2 separate regions of the Homo sapiens genome follow, and region 2 is linked to region 1. A link is a loop called in an ENCODE intact Hi-C map of the cell type or tissue named here. Cell type or tissue: endothelial cell of umbilical vein. All regions are shown on one strand. Links, peaks and the distances in the headings refer to the core of each region. The heading gives the core; the rest is flanking DNA. Region 1 overlaps CCDC38 (coiled-coil domain containing 38). Region 2 overlaps ELK3 (ETS transcription factor ELK3).

What was found. Hi-C counts contacts between places; a loop is a spot of excess contacts. Peaks named below come from ENCODE experiments on the same cell type or tissue, not always from the same donor. Only the 100,000 strongest peaks of a DNase experiment are listed, where the experiment ranks them.
Region 2: it touches region 1 in a loop (3-fold over the local background); 1 of 110 quality-filtered maps calls a loop at or near these places.

Annotation. Positions count from the first base shown.
Region 1 is chr12:95,914,664-95,924,198 of GRCh38, forward strand. It overlaps CCDC38 (coiled-coil domain containing 38), which reads right to left. Exons shown (of 16, transcript NM_182496.3): 3 at 4,213-4,313; 4 at 2,466-2,631. Among named protein-coding and RNA genes, the nearest start is that of CCDC38, 23 kb to the right of the region's middle. In endothelial cell of umbilical vein, for the core only: a CTCF peak has its summit at 4,009; a DNase peak (open chromatin) is centred at 4,018; H3K27me3 peaks cover 1,546 bases.
Region 2 is chr12:96,251,379-96,260,913 of GRCh38, forward strand. ELK3 (ETS transcription factor ELK3) reads left to right here. Exons shown (of 5, transcript NM_005230.4): 4 at 8,353-8,475. Among named protein-coding and RNA genes, the nearest start is that of ELK3, 62 kb to the left of the region's middle. In endothelial cell of umbilical vein, for the core only: no CTCF peak of the experiment used is centred there; DNase peaks (open chromatin) are centred at 3,203, 3,903, 6,723, 7,453 and 1 weaker place; H3K27ac peaks cover 5,154 bases.

The DNA.
Region 1 (9,535 bases), core at 524-8,523:
TCCCAGTTGTCTTAAAAATACCTTTTTGGAATTTTAAAAATTAAAATCTAAATATTTTATGGTAAGGATCCTAAAGTCTCTTTTAAATCTATAATAGCCACCCCCGCTCCTCACACCCTATACCCTACACACACTTTTTTTTTTCCCAAGCCATTCATTTGTTCAAGAAACGAGGTCAATTTCTCTGTAGAATTTCCCATATAATGGATCTGACATATTGTATCCTCATGGTGTTATCTAACATGGTCTTCAATCCTCATATTTATTTGATTAGATTCAGGTTCAATTTACTCAAACATTTTTAATAGAAGAAAAGAATGAAAGTGCTTACTGTAGCTTTCATTTGATCATTTCTGATGGGTCAGCCAAATTGAAAATAAACTTCAATATCCAAAAAAATCCTGTGCTGTCAACTTACTAAATCTTAGAGCCATATTCACCATTTCAGCTTACTTTGACATGGTACTCTCTGGCTGAGTTGATAGAATTTTATTCTTCAACTCTAAGTAGACTCGTTATAGTGAGTTTCCCATTTTGGCTATTCTAGCTATCAGGCAGATCTTTGAACCAAGAGGCCATGAATTAATAAAGCCCTCCCAAAGCATTAACATTCCTAGACCTGAGGGCACCTCCACCACTCTCTGGGGATGTAAAGACCAGCTTGAGAGATCTGAGGACATAGAATACTGCAACAGAGAGTCCTGCAACTATCCCAGGTGTTGTGCTTTGAGAGCAAAACCAGAGTCAGGCTGCTCGCTGTGCGAAGATGGAAATGGCACTTCTCTCATGTAGGCAGACTGATCTGTCTCTGACACTTAGTTGTGCATGTGATTTCTTTGATGGGCACCGAGCAGTTTGCCACTTACTGCATACACAAAAAATTAAAGTCACCTAACCTCCCAGCGTGTGGTTGCTTGCTCATTTTGCTTTCATGTAGGTTTGTTTTCAATCAGGATTCAGGCAGGGGATGCAAGTTTGAGGAGTAAGGTTTTCACTCAAATCAGCTCCTGATTGGAAATACAGTCTGAGGGTGACTTCTATATTTTAAGTTAAAATGTCCAAATTGCTTATCTGTGCAATTGGCAGAAACTGACAATCTGGTTTCCATTGCTGACAGAGCCCAAATTGCCTTGGATAATGCCAAACAATTTTACTGTTTCCTTTTGAAGAGTTGACCCTATGCCATTTACTTTGTTTTTCCTTTGTACCCAAAATTCATCCAAGACACCTACTTTTAAGAGACCGGTAACTTCTCTGTTAAATAGCAATGCTGTTGAATGGGGTCATCTGCAAAGCCATACTTCTGAGTTATTTAAGAACTGCTGGAGTGTCCTGGGTATTTTAAACCAGCCACTTGGTGTAGAACTCTTTCTAAAACATATCACATGTAATTGTAAATGCTCTTGATGACCTAAGGTTTACCACTCTACGGAGGCGAACTATGAGGCATGTGATTGAACGTAGATATGCCCTAGAACTTGTGGTACAGTCCCTGGCATCACCTTGCTGCCTATCATTTGCTGCTTTTACATACAATTATATATGCACTTGGAAGCTCTTCTGAATAAGTTAACATGGCTTCCTTTTCCTACATTAATTATTGACTCCAAAGCCCTTCCCTAAGTGGTTTGCTTGTTCTCTGAAAAATTTTTTTACAGTTTGAGAAAGTGCATGGGCTTTGGGATCCAGAGAAAATTTTTTTAAGTTGCCTGCCTGCCTTCCTTCCTTCCTTCCTTCCTTCCTTCCTTCCTTCCTTTTTTCCCTTCTTATTTTAAACTTTTTAATTTAACAATTTGGAAAACATTCATTTTGGGGGAAGATTTTAGACTCCATCATCCTAGCATTAATCACTTTATTTTCATTAACTTCAAAGTACTTTCTATCTCATCTATAGGCACTACTTGGTTTGACAAGTAGGATACCCCCTACTTGTCATTTTTGATAATCAGATTGCCTTCTTTTGTTGAGTAGTAATGATCATCTTATAGTATTTTAATATGTTGCCTCCAAAGGTCACTAAAACCAGATTAGGTATTTGCAACATTAGGTAAGCTCATTTAATTTTATTAGCTTCCTCATTCTGGATGCATGAGTTCTTTGGCTTGGATATCAAGGCTTTTTTATCTTTAGAAACTTCTAAGTTTGACATCTAGAACTGAGTATGAATGGCCAGAGCTATTACCTTTACATTTTATCCGCTTTTGCAAACTTTAATACTACATTCTTTTGGCAGTAACTGTCCTCCTGGGAGGACGGTTATGAAAATGAGTAACAGTCATCTTGGAAAAGTATGTTTTCTTATTTAACATAGAATTTCTCCTAACTCTCAATCCCCATGTACTAAGACTCCCTACCATTATAAGAGAGCATACTGTCTGTTTTAATCACCCTCCAACAAAGCTCCCAAACCTGACATTAATAGTAAATATTCAAAATGATGTTCTTAAAGAGTAATTTAGACTCACCTTCTATTAATCTAGGAATCGGAGCAGGACCTGGCCCAAACTTTTCAAATGACCTACCACTCCTTTTAGGGTAGAAAGCTAGTTGGCTCAGGTATGAATGACTCTTCATTCTGGATGAAAAAGTAGTTTTCTGGTAGACTTTCATGTTACGGTTCATAAATTTTTCCTGCCCAAGTGGAAAAGTTGAAAAGAATTTTTAATATACCAAAGTATGTTATCTTAAAATTAGTGATTATATATAAAAATAACATTTGCAACAAAAATCTTAACATTAAAAAAACAACCCCAGGTTCTTCTCTTTGAAGGAATGTGTGTTGTTTTAGTTTCCTTCTCATATGAAGCTGAGATCATTTAACTTTTATTAAATATGTACATCACAAATACAAGACTGGAAAATGTCCTCTCAGCTTCATTTTCACAATTTAGTCTTGCTCAAAATGCAGTTAAAATTTGGAAATTCCGGGCTGGGTGCGGTAGCTCATGTCTGTAATCCTGGTGCTTTGGGAGTCCAAGGCGGGCAGATCACCTGAGGTCAGGAGTTCAAGACCAGCCTGATCAAGATGGAGAAACCCCTCTCTACTAAAAATACAAAAATTAGCCGGGCGTGGTGACGGGTGCCTGTAGTCACAGCTACTCAGGAGGCTGAGGCACAAGAATCACTTGAACCTGGTGGTAAAGGTGGCAGTGAGCCGAGATCACACCACCGCACTCCAGCCTGGGTGACAGAGCAAGACTGTCAAAAAAAAAAAAAAAAAGGAAATTCTAAGTGTTGGTTCTGTGGAATTAAAACTTGAGAGGAAAGGGATCTCCCCAGTAGATATTTAAAAATTAGGCTTGTGATTTCATTCATCTTCTCTCAATTTAATTTTAAGTATGTTCCACAAAACCATACAACACTTGCTGAGGAACCATCGCATACAGATGAATCTGTTGTTGAGCATTTCTAGATAATTTCCTTATCTTAATTAGGGTAGACAAAGTCCTGTAATCAACTTTTACCTCTGGAAAGAAAGAAAGTAAATCTACTGAAATGTGAACCAGGCGATGTAGGTGTGATGACCACAGCAGTGGTGAGATTAACTCTGCAAGGCACAGTGGGAAAATCAGCCTTATCATTGATCTAGCTTCATACCACAAAATTTGAAAACAACACCCCCTCCTCTACTTTCATCCCTTCTTCCTTCCCCAGCACACACATATGCATTGTCTTATCCATATCTGATTCTTGAAGACCCACCTCCTTTTATCTCCTCACCACTAACAGCCTTTTTTCCATCTTCTCATCAACAAAGATGAACACCCCTTTCTCTATATTTCTTTGGCACGCCTCTGTTACTGTATTTCCTCCACTCTGAGATGCCACTTATTGTAAGATGTGCTATTATTTTATGCAGGGCCAGTGATGTATGACATCCCATCTATGTAAGCTAGGTACCAATTTCAGAAATGTAAAAAATGTGGAGATGTGTGTGTTGGAATCAATGAAGGACAGTGTACCATACGTGTCCTACTGGACTGCAGTGGTATATCTCTCTTCCTCCGTTAGGTGGCGATCTTTGTGCTGCCTACTGTCAGCTGGATGTTTTTCTGTCGTTTGTGTTCACACTGTCTCCCCATCATGGTGTGGGGCACACACCATCTGCGTCTAGTTGACTCCATGTCTCAGCCCAGCAAAGTTCATAAGAGCAATAGGTAAGTGGATATGATTCTAACATTAATTGGGGTTGTGATTTTAATTAAACTTTACCGTTTCCTTTGCTGCCATTTCATTTTCTTTGACAAGAAAGAGATCTCTGAAAAAGATCTTATAAGGCCTGTCCTCTTTGGTTGAGCCATCTTTTACTTTACCTGTTAAAAAAGAAAGAATGAATGAATGAATTCTGTCATCCTTCCTCTGCTGACCAGAATAGTAAGTCTCCCACCAGCTAGGGTGGAATGAATGGGATGCAGGGATCTCTGAGAAGGTAGTGTTAAAAGAAAAACTTTGGCCGAATTAAATTTAAAGGAGTTTAATTGAGTAATGAATGATTTGTGGATCGGGCAGCCCCCAGAATCACAGCAGAGTCAGAGACTCCAGGGATATCTCATGGTTAGAACAAATTTATAGACAAAAAAGGGAAGTGAAGTACAGAAATCTCAGGTGAGGTACAGAAACAGCTGGATTGGTTACAGCTCGGCATTTGCCTTATTTGAACACAGTTTGAGCACTCAGCAGTGTATGAGTGGTTGAGGTACGGCTGCTGGGATTAGGCCAAGATTCAGCTATTGTTACAGGGCATACTTCTACGTTAGGGTTTTAATTTTGTCTACCTATTAAGTTAGGTTGCAGTTCGTTCACAAGGACTCAAATATAGAAGTATGGAGTATGGAGTCCTTCTCAGGCCATGTTTAGTTTGCTTTAACAGTAGAATGCAGATAGCCTTGCCTCCACATCTCCTGGGTAGAAGTCACAGCTCCTCTGTCTGTTTCCCACAGCACCGACATAGCTCTTACTGCTTCATGAGGAATGAGTTGATAAAATAAGGAGGTCTTTACCAAAATAGTAGGATAAAATTTTGAGATATTAATATGTTTCTTCTCACCATTATACATATACCACCATTACCCTTACACCACCATTTCAACAGCAACAGATACAGCCACTACCCTTAGGGAGAGCCTCTGCCCAGATTAGAGAGTCTTAAAAAAGAAAGTCAAAGATAATAAAAAGTGCTGGAGAGCATGTGGAGAAATTGGACCCAAATTCACTCCTAGAAGGAATGTTTAAGTGGGGCAGTCACTTTGGAAAACAATCTGGCAGTTCCTTAAAAAGTTGAACACAGAATTGCCACATGACCTAGAAATTCTACTGCTAGGATATACCAAAGAGAAATGAAAGCATAGGGGCTCACAAAAAACGTGTACATGAATATTTAGAGCAGTATTATTTTTAATAGCCAAAAAATAGAGACAACCTAGATATCTGATATGGATTGGCTGTGTCCTCATCCAAATCTCATCTTGAATTGTAGCTCCTATAATTCCCATGTGTCATGGGAGGGACTCAATGGAAAGTAATTGAATCGTGTTGAGGGGTTCTTTCTTGTGCTGTTCTCGTGATAGTGAATAAGTCTCATGAGATCTGATGGTTTTATAAAGGGGAGTTCCCCTGCACACACTCTCTTGCCTGCCACCATATAAGACGTGACTTTCCTCCTCTTTCACTTTCCACCATAATTATGAGGCCTCCCCAACCATATGGAACTGTGAATCCATTAAATCTCTTTCATTTATAAATTAGCCAGCCTGGGTATGTCTTTATTAGCAGCATGAGAACAGATTAATACAATATCCATCAACTGATTAACGATAAACAAAATGCAGTATATCCATACAAGGAACTCTTATTTGCCCAGAGAAAGGAATGAAGTACAATATATGCTACAACATGGATGAACATTGGAAACATGTTAAGTAAAAGAAGCCAGTAACAAAGGACCACACATTATATGATTCCATTTATATAAAATATCCAGAATAGGCATATTCATGGAGATAGAAAGTAGGTGAGTAGTTGCTTGGGGCTGGAGGGTGGATGGGGCCTAGGGGTTGATGGCTGAGGGGTGCAGGTTTCTTTTTGAATTAGTGAAAATGTTCTAAAATTGGCTGTAGTGATGGTTGCACATAATTGTTCTACACTAAATAAAAAATGAAGGCTGGCCATTAAAAAAGCAAAAGAGGGCCGGGCGCAGTGGTCACACGTATAATCCCAGCACTTTCGGAGGCCGAGGTGGGTGGATAACCTGAGGTCGGGAGTTCGAGACCAGCGTGACCAACGTGGAGAAACCCCATCTCTACGAAGAATACAAAATTAGCCGGGTGTGGTGGTTCACGCCTGTAATCCCAGCTCCTTGGGAGGCTAAGTCAGGAGAATCACTTGAACATGGGAGGCAGAAGTTGCGGTGAGCCGAGATCATGCCATTGCACTCCAGCCTGGGCAACAAGAGTGAAACTCCATCTCAAAAAAAAAAAAGAAAAAGAAAAAGAAAAAGAAAAGTCAGTTGAATTTCTGCATGGACTTCCTGTTTTTCTTTATAACATTTGATATGACAAAAAAACTTTCTCTCTCTTTATTTCTTTATTTCTTACTTTCTAACTCTTGGGATGTGGCAGGATGGAAATCTTGGCTTTCAAAACCAATAGTCAAGGTCAAGTGTAATTGTCTATTTTCACACTGCTATAAAGAACTTCTCTGAGACTCGGTAGTTTACAAAGGAAAGAGGTTTAATTGACTCACAGTTCTGCATAGCTGGGAAGACCTCGGGAAACTTACAATCATGGTAGAAGGCTAAGGGGAAGCAAGCACCTTCTTCACAAGGTGGCAGGAGAGAGAAGCATGAAGGAGGAACTTCCAAACATGTATAAAACCATCAGATCTTGTGAGATCTCACTCACTATCACAAGAGCATGGGGGAAAACGCCCCCATGATCCAATCACCTCTCTCCCTCAACACATGGGGATTACGGGTCCCTCCTTTGACATGTGGGGTTTATAATTTGAGATGAGATTTGGGTAGGGACACAGAGCCAAACCATATAACCAAGAATACTGGGAGCCTGGAGTTGACACCTTAAATCAGAGATAGGAAGATAGGAAGAGGATTCCTGAAGACACATTCCCCAACTCTTACCCCACATCCCATGTCCACCTCAACCTTACAAAAAGACTCCACATCCTCCCAGCAAGCAGAGGGCCTGTGAAGAAACTCAATGATTCTTGCCCCAAATCACTAGAATCATTTTGGCTCCACCCACCTCCAGATATTCTGACTTAATTTGTCAAGGAAACATCAGCACTGGAATATTTTGAGAGTCCCCCAGGTGGCTGTAATGTACATCCAGGACTAAGAGCTAGTGGACCAAAGTTTAAGGAATTAATGGACTGGAGCTTAAAGTCTACCTGAGAAGCAGCCATTTGCCCAAAGATTCAGTGTAGAAAGTGGGAGTGGCTGGGATTATAGAAACTCCAAACACATTTTTCTGTAAGTCATGAGTTAGAGAGAAAGAAAATTGCAGAGTGGAAGTCTTGGGTTCAACACAGAGTACTCTGATCATCTCCTATTCACCCTGATGGTGATGGAGTGAATCCCCCATCCTAAATACTACGAGATAGCTGAACACATGATACCCAACACTGGACATATGAGACTGAAAGCAGTTTATAAGTCATATATACTCATAGCCTGGGGGAGGAGAATGCTGCCTGCAATGCAGTGCCACATGGGAATTGCACTCAGGAGCACAGTGAATCACCAGTGGTGGGAGGCAACTTTGTAGTAACAAAAGGCTGAGGTGTCCCCTGGTCCCCACAGGAGGATGTGATTGACTTGTTTGAATAATTTCATGGCTGACAGTGCAGTGAAACCCATTAGGTTGAAGACCAGGTGGAATGCAGCTGGTCCAATTGATAGAGGAACTAGCCAGGCCGGGAGAGTTTCCTGCTAGGTGGACGTCATATTTGGCAAGAGCAAGAGGATTTATGGTTAGGCTTTTGGGGCCCTGTGAGGCTGAAATATGTCAAGGCAGCACATACAATTTTAGGCCTTAAAAACATGAAGTAGAAACAGCTGAGGGTGGGTCCAGGCAGCTAGACTCTGGGACAGCAGAAGTGTAGACGAGCAAAGCCAACAGGCTGAAGACCAGGAGGTAGCCACAGAGATTGAGGACTCAAAAGGACCTGGGGCCAGGTGCCTGTGATGGTTAATTGTGTGCGTCAACTTGACTGGGCCATGGGTTCCCAGATTAAATGTTATTTCTGGTTGTGTCTGTGAGGGTATTTCCAGGTGAGATTAGCATTTGAATTGGTGGGCTCAGTAAAGTAGACTGCCCTCATCCATGTGGGTGAGTCTCGTCCAATCTCTTGAGGGTCTGAGTAGAAAAGGCTGAGGAATTAGGAAGTAACCCCTTCTTTTCTGCCTCACTGCTTGAACTGGGACATCTCATCTCATCTTCTCCTATGCTGAGACTGGAACTCACACCATCAGTTCCCCTGCTTCTCAGGCTTTCTGAGTCTGACTGAATTACATCACCAGCTCTCCTGGGTCTCCAGCGTATAGATGGCAAATCATGGGACTTCTCAGCCTCCATAATTATATGAGCCAATTACTCATAGTAAATCTCCTTCTTATTGGTTCTGTTTTTCTGGAGAGTTCTGCCTAATACAGTGGTGTTTACAGAGTCCATGGACCTATGCCTTATATACCATCACTCCCAGGCCAGGGCTGGACCCCAGACATCCCAATATGGAGCCACTGTTGTCCTCCAGGGGATGAGTAATTAGTGGGCTGGACACCTCTTCCCCAATCAGCCTTCTCTTCTTCCAAGAGAAACTCTACAAACTTAGATTCTGCCCTATCCCAAGTGTCTTTTTTTTTTTAATTTATTATTATTATACTTTAAGTTTTAGGGTACATGTGCACAATGTGCAGGTTAGTTACATATGTATACATGTGCCATGCTGGTGTGCTGCACCCACTAACTCGTCATCTAGCATTAGGTATATCTCCCAATGCTATCCCTCCCCACTCCCCCCACTCCACAACAGTCCCCAGAGTGTGATGTTCCCCTTCCTGTGTCCATGTGTTCTCATTGTTCAATTCCCACCTATGAGTGAGAATATGTGGTGTTTGGTTTTTTGTTCTTGCGATAGTTTACTGAGAATGATGATTTCCAATTTCATCCATGTCCCTACAAAGGACATGAACTCATCATTTTTTATGGCTGCATAGTATTCCATGGTGTATATGTGCCACATTTTCTCAATCCAGTCTATCATTGTTGGACATTTGGGTTGGTTCCAAGTCTTTGCTATTGTGAATAGTGCTGCAATAAACATACGTGTGCATGTGTCTTTATAGCAGCATGATTTATAGTCCTTTGGGTATATACCCAGTAATGGGATGGCTGGGTCAAATGGTATTTCTAGTTCTAGATCCCTGAGGAATCGCCACACTGACTTCCACAATGGTTGAACTAGTTTACAGTCCCACCAACAGTGTAAAAGTGTTCCTATTTCTCCACATCCTCTCCAG
Region 2 (9,535 bases), core at 762-8,761, 340 kb after region 1:
CCCTGAAACACAACAATTTTGAAATTAGGCCAATTGATAACCCTATAGTGGCCTATAAAGTGTTCAAGAGAAAGGAAGAGCTGCGCATCTCTCATTTTAAATCCAAAGCTAGAATGATGACGGTGAAGGCATGTCCAAAACCGAGACAGGCCTAAAGCTAGGGGGCTCTTATACCAGTTAAGTATGTAAATGTAAAGGAAGAGTTCCTGAAGGAAATGAAAGTGCTACGTCAGTGAAAACATGAATGATAAGAAAGTGGGACATCCTGATTGTTGATATGGAGAAAGTTTTAGTGGTCTGGATAGAAGATCAAACCAGCCACAACATTCCTTTCAGGCTAACCCAGAGCAAGGCCCTAACTCTTCAATTCTTTGAATGCTGAGAGAGGCGAAGAAGCTGCAGAAGAAAAGTGTGAAGCTAGCAGAGGTTGGTTCATGAGGTTTAAAGAAAAAAGCCATCTCCATAACATAAAAGTGCAAGGTGAAGCAGCGAGTGCTAATGGAGAAGCTGCAGTAAGCTGTCCAGAAGATCTAGCTACGCTCATTGATGAAGGTGGCTACGTCAAACAGCTTCACTGTAGGTGAAACGGCCTTCTACTGGAAGAAGATGCCATCTAGGACTTTCATAGCTGGAGAAGAGAAGTCCATGCCTGGCTTCAGAGCTTCAAAGGACAGGCTGAGTCTTGTTAGTACAGCTTGTGACTTTAAGTTGAAGCCAGTGCTACTAAATACACTCTGCCTGTGCTCTGTAAATGGAACAACAAAGTCTGGACGACAGCACATCTGTTTTCACAGTTTATGGAATAGTTTAAGCCCAGGTGAGACCTACTACTCAGAAAAAAGATTCCTTTCAAAATATTACTGCTCATTACAGTGCATCTGGTTACCCAAGAGCTCTCATGGAGATATACAAGAAGATTAATATTTTTCATGCCTGCAAATACAACATCCATTCTACAACCCAGAAGTCAAGGAGTAATTTTGACTTTCAAGTCTTATTACTTAATAAATACATTTCATAAAGCTACAGCTGCCATAGATAGTGATTCCTCTGATGGATCTGGGCAAAGTCAATTGAAAACCTTCTGGAAAGGAGTCACCATCCTAGATGCTATTAAGAATATTCATGATTCATGGGAGGAGGTCAAAATATCAACATTAACAGGAGTTTGGAAGAAACTGATTCCAGCCCTCATGGATCACTTTGAAGGGTTCAAGACTTCATTGGAGGAGGGAACTGCAGATGTGGTAGAAATAGCAAGAGAACTAGCATTAGAAGTGGAGCCTGGAGATGCAACCAAATTGCTGCAATTTATTGATCAAACTTGATTGGGTGAGTAGTTGCTTCTCACAGATGAGCAGAGAAAGTGGTTTCTTGAGATAGAATCTACTCCTGTTGAAGACGCTGTGAATATTGTTGAAATGACAACAAAGGACTGAGAATATTACATAACTTTACATTACATTACTTAGTTGATAAAGCAGCGGCAGGGTTTGAGAGGATTGACTCCAATTTTGAAAGAAGTTCTACTCTGGGTAAAATGCTATCAAACAGCATCACATGCCATAGAGAAATCTTTCATGAAAGGAATAATCAATTGGGCCAGGTGCGCTGGCTCACGCCTGTAATCGCAGCACTTTGGGAGGCCAAGGCGGGTGGATCACCTGAGGTCAGGAGTTCAAGACCAGCCTGGCCAACATGGCAAAACCCCGTCTCTACTAAAAGTACAAAAATTAGCCAGGTTTGGTGGCAGATGCCTGTAATCCCACTACTTGGGAGCCTGAGGCAGGAGAATCACTTGAACCTGGGAGGTGGAGGTTGTGATGAGCCGAGATCACGCCACCGCACTCCAGCCTGGACAACAAGAGCGAAACTCGCATCTCACCAAAAAAATAAATAAATAAATAAAAGAGTCAATCAATGTGGCAAACTTCATTATTGTCTTATTTTAAGAAACTGCCACAGCCACCCCAGTCTTCATGACTCTGCCTCCTTGTCCCTGGTTCTGCCCTGCTTCCTCCCCTGTCCCTTTCTGTAGCTACCCTAGGCCCCCATGGGAGTCTCCATTTTGTCTCCTTTTCCGTAGGATCAGTGCTACAGACTTCTGTGGGATTAACTCACCTTTTAAAGACCTTAAAACCATGGTTTCACTTGAATTCAGACAACTTTAGGAGCTTCCAGAGATTCAGTCACCTTTTATTTGAGGACATTTTTTTAACCTCAAGGTGGCATTGTCATGGATTCTGTTGGCATCTGTGGGAGCTTAGGATTACAGATATTTGTGGGTACAACCTGCTAGACATCTTGTTTCTCTCTCCTTTACTTTCTTAGAGACTGAGTGACTTACCGGTATCTCAGATCACCAAATCAAGTGATCAGCAAATACTTCTGCATCTTCTTTAATCAGTCCAGTAACAAATGTTTATCATGTATTCATTCATTTGGGAGATAATCACTGAAAACTAAGCATTCGCTTAGATACCTGGAGATACAGAGGTTAGCAAGATAGAAACCGTTCCTGTTCTCATGAGTTTACAGGTTGCTGTCCAGCATACGGGGCAATATATAACATAGGGTTATAATTTAGGGTGGTGTGAAATTATGGAGGACCCTGAGAACTGGCTAAGGAATTTTGACTTGTTTGGATTGGAAATTAACTGCTAGAGGCTGGGCGCAGTGGCTCACGCCTGTAATCCCAATATTTAGGGAGGCCAAGGGGGCGGATAGCTTGAGGTCAGGAGTTCAAGACCAACCTGGCCAACATGGCCAAACCCCATCTCTACTAAAGATAAGAAAATTAGCTGGGTGTGGTGGTGCATGCCTGTAATCTCAGCTACTCGGGAGGCTGAGGCAGGAGAATCGCTTGAACCCGGGAGGCAGAGGTTACAGTGAGCCAAGATTGTGCCACTGCACCCCAGCCTGGGTGACAGAGTGAGATTCTATCTCAAAGATAAATAAGTAAATAAACAGCTGCTAGAGGTATAAGTGAAAAAAATCTCATTAGAATCAACAAATAATTATTGAGCAATAACAGAGCCTAGAAAGGACACCAAAACTACAGTTGCTTGTTTTTATGACCTTAGGACCTAGCCATGACAACAAGGCATTACAAGTGCACACACACACACAATAGCCCTTGGCAAGAGTCAAACATGCAGCACAGAGAAGCGCTTTAGGAGCTGAGGGGCAAGATCGTTTAGTTCAGGTCAACACACATGAACTGAGTGCCCATCATGTGAAAGCTGCTGTGTTTGGAGCTGGGGCTACAAACGTGGATAAAATAGTCTCTGATAGTTAGGAGCTCATAACTTAAGTCCCTTCATCTAGTATCTCAGGTGCAATACAAAAGGAATACTAAGTTGCAAAAGGAATCCTAAGGAGGAAGGTATTAACTTTGCCTGAGATGGAGGAAGAATGTCCAGAGGGCTTCCTGGAGGGGGTGAGACCACTGGTACAGGGTGTTGAAGGATCAGCCTGTGGCAGGGTAGACAGGGAGAGGAAGGCATCGTCGGCAGAGGAACAGCTTGAGGCAAGGCATAGATACGTGAAATAGCTTTGTGATTAGGGGAGGTATAGCAATAGGAAGCATTGAAGGGGTATGAGTGACAGTCTGAATTGTTTTAGGAATCACCCTGCTGGCGAGATTGGGAAGGGGGAAGGCTGGATCCAAGTAGGATGCTATTGGAATATTCCAGGCGAAAGACCATGAGTATCTAAGGCTGTATGGTGGGAGGGGTCAGAGGGATGGATCTGATGTTGGGAGTGCCGTCAGCAGGAGTTGGTGACTGACTGGGTGGGAGGAGTGGGGAGAGCCAGAATTGAGTGTGAGGAACATGGGAGGAAGACTAAGCTCCCTGGGAAAAGGCTAAACGTCCAGTCGGGGCCATGCTGAGTTTGAGGACCCTGCAGGAAATTCGGGTGGAAAAGTCCAGCTGCATCTGGAGAGCGGAGAGTGTTTTGGAGCCGGAGAGGAAGTTAGGCAGTCATCAACACGCAAGGGGTGGTGAAACCATGGGAACGGATGAGGTCACTTGTGGAGAGGGCCTGTAGCCCAGGGAACTATGGGCTGGGCTGGGTGGTCAGGGAAGTTCTGAGGGAGCGTTGAAGGACTGTTGGGTTAGAATGCCTGTTCCTCCGTGCATATGAGGAAAGCTCAGGACACATCAAAGCAAGTAAGAGGGTTTGGGGAGGGAAGTGTCTACGAAGAGTCAAACTCTGTAAAATATTTGAAGAGATTTATTCTGAGCCAAATATGAGTGACCATGGCCTGTGACACAGTCCACAGGAGGTCCTGAGAACATGTGCCCCAGGTGGTCGGGGTACAGTTTGGTTTTATATATTTTAGGGAGGCATGAGACGTCATGAAATTGCCAGGCAACTTCAAGGTATGGCAAGGAAATATATTTTGGGGTTAAATATTTTTTCCTCGTTCCATAATGTTACTCCAGAGTCAGATTGAAAAGTAAGTCACCATATATAGGGTCAAATAAAACCCATCTGATGAGAATTTACGGTTTGTAGGGCATGACTCCCTAGACCCCTAGGTAGGAATTTGGGCAAGATAAAAAATGAGAGCTTAGTCCTCAGAAGTTAGCAAGTGTGTGAACCCAGATTATGGGGAACCTCAAATCTGGGGCTAAGGAGGACATCACATCCTTTCTGAAATGGTGACTGAATGTTGAGTGAACTCAGTGTTTGAGGGTGGTTGATTTGGCGATGGGGTACAGAATAGATGGGGAGACCGGAGGCAGGTGGACTGGCCTGGGCAGCTGTTGTGGAATGCCATCTGTAAGGTGATAGGGGCTTGGATGCAGCAGGAATGGAAATGAGGGATAAACAGGAGACTGAGTTGTGGGACTCCTCCAGAGGCTATGTCCGGAGCTTGCAGTTATCGGAAGGCATTTTGCATGGTGGGGCCTGGGATGCGGGTGGTAAATGGGGCTGTGCATGCAGGGTTTATGTCTTGTTTTATCCTCATCTGTGGCACCTGAAACATAGTTTGCACTCTCGGTCAGTATTTATTGAGGCAGTGCCTACACGGTGGTCCTGTTGACAGAAGGGGAAGAGTCTTAAGAAACACTGATGTGGAAAGGTGCTGAGCTTCATGAAGTTGGAGCATGGTGGGGCATCCAAGTGGAGATGCCCAACAAGCGATAAGCCAGGGGGGACCCAGCTAGAGCTGCAGATGGCTTCAGTTCATTGGTATTTAGGAGATGAAAGTACAGGAGGAATAAAGATGAGCAGATACCTTAAAGGCTACAGAAAGAATAAGAAAAATGTGCCAATCACCATAATAGGAGGCAGAACATGTTAAATGTTAAGAAAAAAATGGTCACAAAGTGTTACAAAGATTCAGAAATAAGAAATCCCATCTGGTTGAGGGGAGATCAGGAAAGTGTCCTTGGAGGAGGTGGCATTTTGATGGGCAGAGGAAGGCAAGAGGAGGAGGCAGCGGGCCGGGGCAGGGGTGCACAGGTGGGCATGCCTGGATGCCAGCTCACCCTGGCGAGCTCAGATGTGCAGGCTTTTTAGGAGACTCTATGAAGTGGAAGTGGAAGATGAACTGAGTGGGGAAAATGAAAAGGGGATCTTGGGATGAGGGTCTTACTCTTTGCAAATGCATTGCCTGTGGCATCTCCTTTCCCAGCAGCCGTGGGATCAGGAGCTCCTTATCTGCCATGCTTGTTAAAACGAGACTGTCTTTGGGGAAGGAAAGAAAACAGCACTTTTTGCTGTGGCTTCTTTAGCCCTTGGCCCTCAGGCTCAGCCCACTCTGCCTGACTCCAGGAGCGTGTGGAGAGAGGCTGTGAAGTCTCACACTGTCCCGGAGATAACCCAGAGCAGGTGTTATAGGAACTTTCCTTAAAAAAGCAACCACATGGTTCTTTAAGGCCACAGGATTTTCAGGGAGAACTTCAGGGATAGAAGGGAGAGGAGGGAATGAAATCATTTTACAGTGTTTATTTGCATATATTATAGAAGACATTTCAGACATATTAAAGATGAGAAACAAGAAGGCTACAGTAGTCTGAGTACATCCTGTATTCCTAAGAAACAAATGTGCAAACATCTCAAATCCAGACATGGGTATACGTTTTAGACCAGAGAAATAGAAATTCTAGACCTTGTACATTGCTTAGAGGATTAAAAAGGAATGGGCATATGATGGCCATGGAGGAGAGAAGGATAGCTGTGTTTTGTGGTTTAGAAGATTGTCTCTTTAAAGCTTTGAGAGCCTTCATTGATGGATAAACTAGGAGGCCTTGAACACACTGGTTATTAAATGTTAATGTGACATATTGAGGTTGGAACCTTGCTCCAGAGTAACATGCAAATATTAGTTTTCAGAACACCTGAGCTTGTGGCCTTGAGCCTAACACAACTGACAGTAGCCTCCAAGTCCAGGCTGACTCAGTTGAGTTGGTCTGTTTCAGAGGATTAAGTCCTTCTCTGTATACAGTTGAGAATTTCTCCCTCACATAGATGAAGTACGTTTAGTAAGTATGTCATGTATACTTTCAATTAATTACCAATCCATTTATTCATTCAAAAACATGTATGAAGTACCTAGCCAGATAACTGCCTCTGGCACTTGTTGAGCATTTCTATATGCCAGGCACATATCTTATAAGAGCTTGCAGTAGATCAGCTTATTTAATCTTCCCAACAACCCTGTAACGTGGGCATTTTTATTCTCCCCATTTTACAGATGAGGCAACTGAGACAGAGAGAGGTTAGGTGGCTTGCCTGAGGTTACCTGGCTGGGAAGTAGTGGTTCTGAGATTGGAACCCTGGCAGAGCTCATGCTGAGCCGTGAAGTTTTAACTGTTAGGCCAGATGGCCTGGCATGCTTGTGAAATTGCCTTGGACTAGAACAAATGGGAAGCTTATTCAAAACATGTATTTATTCTAGTAACCTCATAGGTCATTCAGTATGTAGGAAATGCCATGGAACCAACGACTCAAATAATTTGGTATAAATGTGTTTACATTTCAGCAGCTTCACAGTTTGAGGAACTTTGGATGTTTGTCTCCATTCTGCTGAACAGAGCAGACCTTTCAATTTAGGTTTAAGCCAAATGCTGTTGGTAATTAATGATGCTACGGAGGCCAATTCTAGGAAAAAATAACACTTTAGCATCCAGCATGGTGCAGTCTGAAAGGCTGGCGCCTTTGCTGTGGTTCTTCTTACACAAAGCACCTTATTGACATCACAAAACCACTGAGGGACTCCTTCTAGTCACCAAAGGTACAAAACCACCCTGGGCCGGGGAGTTTGTCTCCACTGAGAATAAAAGCCATGCAGACTTAGCAGCTGGGCGGGTGTTTCTTCTGCCCTCCTGCTGGCTTGCAGGCCAGGACTCCTGCTGTGTGTGTGCAAGAAATTCAGTCCTTGGAACTCCCCTGGGAAACCCAGGGTTTTGGCTTTATACCCAATCTGACAAGAAAGGGCCCTCCCTGCCCCCACCCAAACCATTGCCAGGGCAATGAATTCTCATCAACTCCACATCCGGAAGGAATCTGGAAAACCCGGCTCAGAGCTTCTGAAGAGGCTGCTACAGGGTATTTTAACAGCAAATCCCAAAGCCTTAACAGCTGTTGATATGGAGACCATTTAAAAACGTGTGTTCGTAACCCAAGTAATAGATGTCCACTGTAGAAACACAGGAAAATATAGATAAGAAGAATTAAAGCCCCTTTATGGGATCCTATTTTGTTTGTATACTAATCCTTGTTTAATCTGGGAAGGGGAACAAGTTAACAAACCATTCGGACGAAAGTTGATACAAACTTGAATTTTCCACCAGAATGTTTAGGGAAGGTAATGTGTCAATACCTTTTTCCTTTATGAAAAAAGTGTTAATAAAATTAGCATTGAAGAAAACTAGCCAGCCAGGTATGGTGGCTCACGCCTGTAATCCCAGCACTTTGGGAGGCTGAGGTGGGCAGATCACTTGAGGTCAGGAGTTCGAGACCAGCCTGGCCAACGTAATGAAACCCCTTCTCTACTAAAAATACAAAAATTAGTCGGTGGTGGGTGCCTGTAATCCCAGCTGCTTGGGAGGCTGAGGCAGGAGAATCGCTTAAACCCAGGAAGTGGAGGTTATAGTGAACCAAGATCGCGCCATTGCACTCCAGCCTGGGTGACAGAGCGAGACTGTCTCCAAAAGAAAAGAAAATTAAAATTAAACTGTTCACAGCCCCTCAGAATTAACGTTGCCAGTTTTCCTGAGATGGTAAGGTCGTTTCCTGGCCCATGCCTAGCCTACCTAACCTCTCTCTGCTGCTCTGTTGATCATGGCCCAAGTCAGGTGAACCTATATGAAGAAGTCTGTTTGCTTTACTTCCCAGACACCAAATGGATTGCTTCTGACTCCGAGTCCACTGCTCTCCAGCATACATTTCTGGAGCAGCCTTAGTCCAGTTGCTCCGCTGAGTCCTGCCAGGCTGCAAGGGCCAAGCACGCTGTTCCAGGTGAGCGTTTGGAAATGAACTTTTGAACATTAAGCTTCTGAGGGATGGTTTTTTCTCTAAATCCTGCAGAGGTAACGGTGAGTTTTGCCATATGTTGAGTTGAAATATTAAATGTCCAGAGGGGGTTCATGTTAGTGGGGTTGCACGCCCTTCAGAGGCAGACATTTTCATTGAGGCAGAAATTGCAGACTCATGCCAGACACCCATACGTGGAACAATTAGTTCTTAAAGTGTTTTGCATATTTTCATTTGTCTATGAAAACAGGAAATTTATTAAGGAAAAGGCAAAACTTTAAGAATTATTCTTTAGGCCAGTGTGATGGCTCACACCTGTAATCCCAGCACTTTGGGAGGTTGAGGGTGGGAGGATTGTTTGAGCCCAGGAGTTTGAGACCAGCCTGGGCAACACAGCAAGACCCCATCTATATTTAAAATAAAATGAAAATAAATATTATTATTTATAAAAGTCCACAAAAGACTTTAAAATATTAATCCTCCTAGTTAATGTAGCAACTTGTTTGACATAAAGTGAAAATAAAAATAGTGAACAATTTCCCCATCCTGGGATAGAAAAATTACTTGCATCATTTTATGAATCATCATTAAGTTCTCCTTGTTCTGTAATGAAAAAGGAGAATCCAGGGCATTTGGTTAAAAAATAATGAAGACTTAGCTGCTTTATCTTATAGAACTCTCCATACTAGGCGAGCACCTTCATTATTCATTCACACACCAGAATCTTGCAGGACCGTCACTTGCTATCATGGAGAAATCAGTATTTCCTCCTTGAGACCCATAGATCATTACTCACTGATTAAGGTGTTACTGTTTGAATATGTTGAGTGCAGGTGGAAAGAATCCTAGGGACAGGACTGAAGAAAAGGTGGACCCAGTGCAAACTCCCTCTTTCCCAAATTCTAGCTTTTCTCATCGTCCCTGCCTGTATCCTGTGCCCCACAGTGTGGCTTACCCCAAGTTAGTTGCAGCTCTTTGGATACCATTTCATCTAGCACGTGGCACTTTGTATTATGATTGCCTGTTGATCTGGCAATCTTTCTCA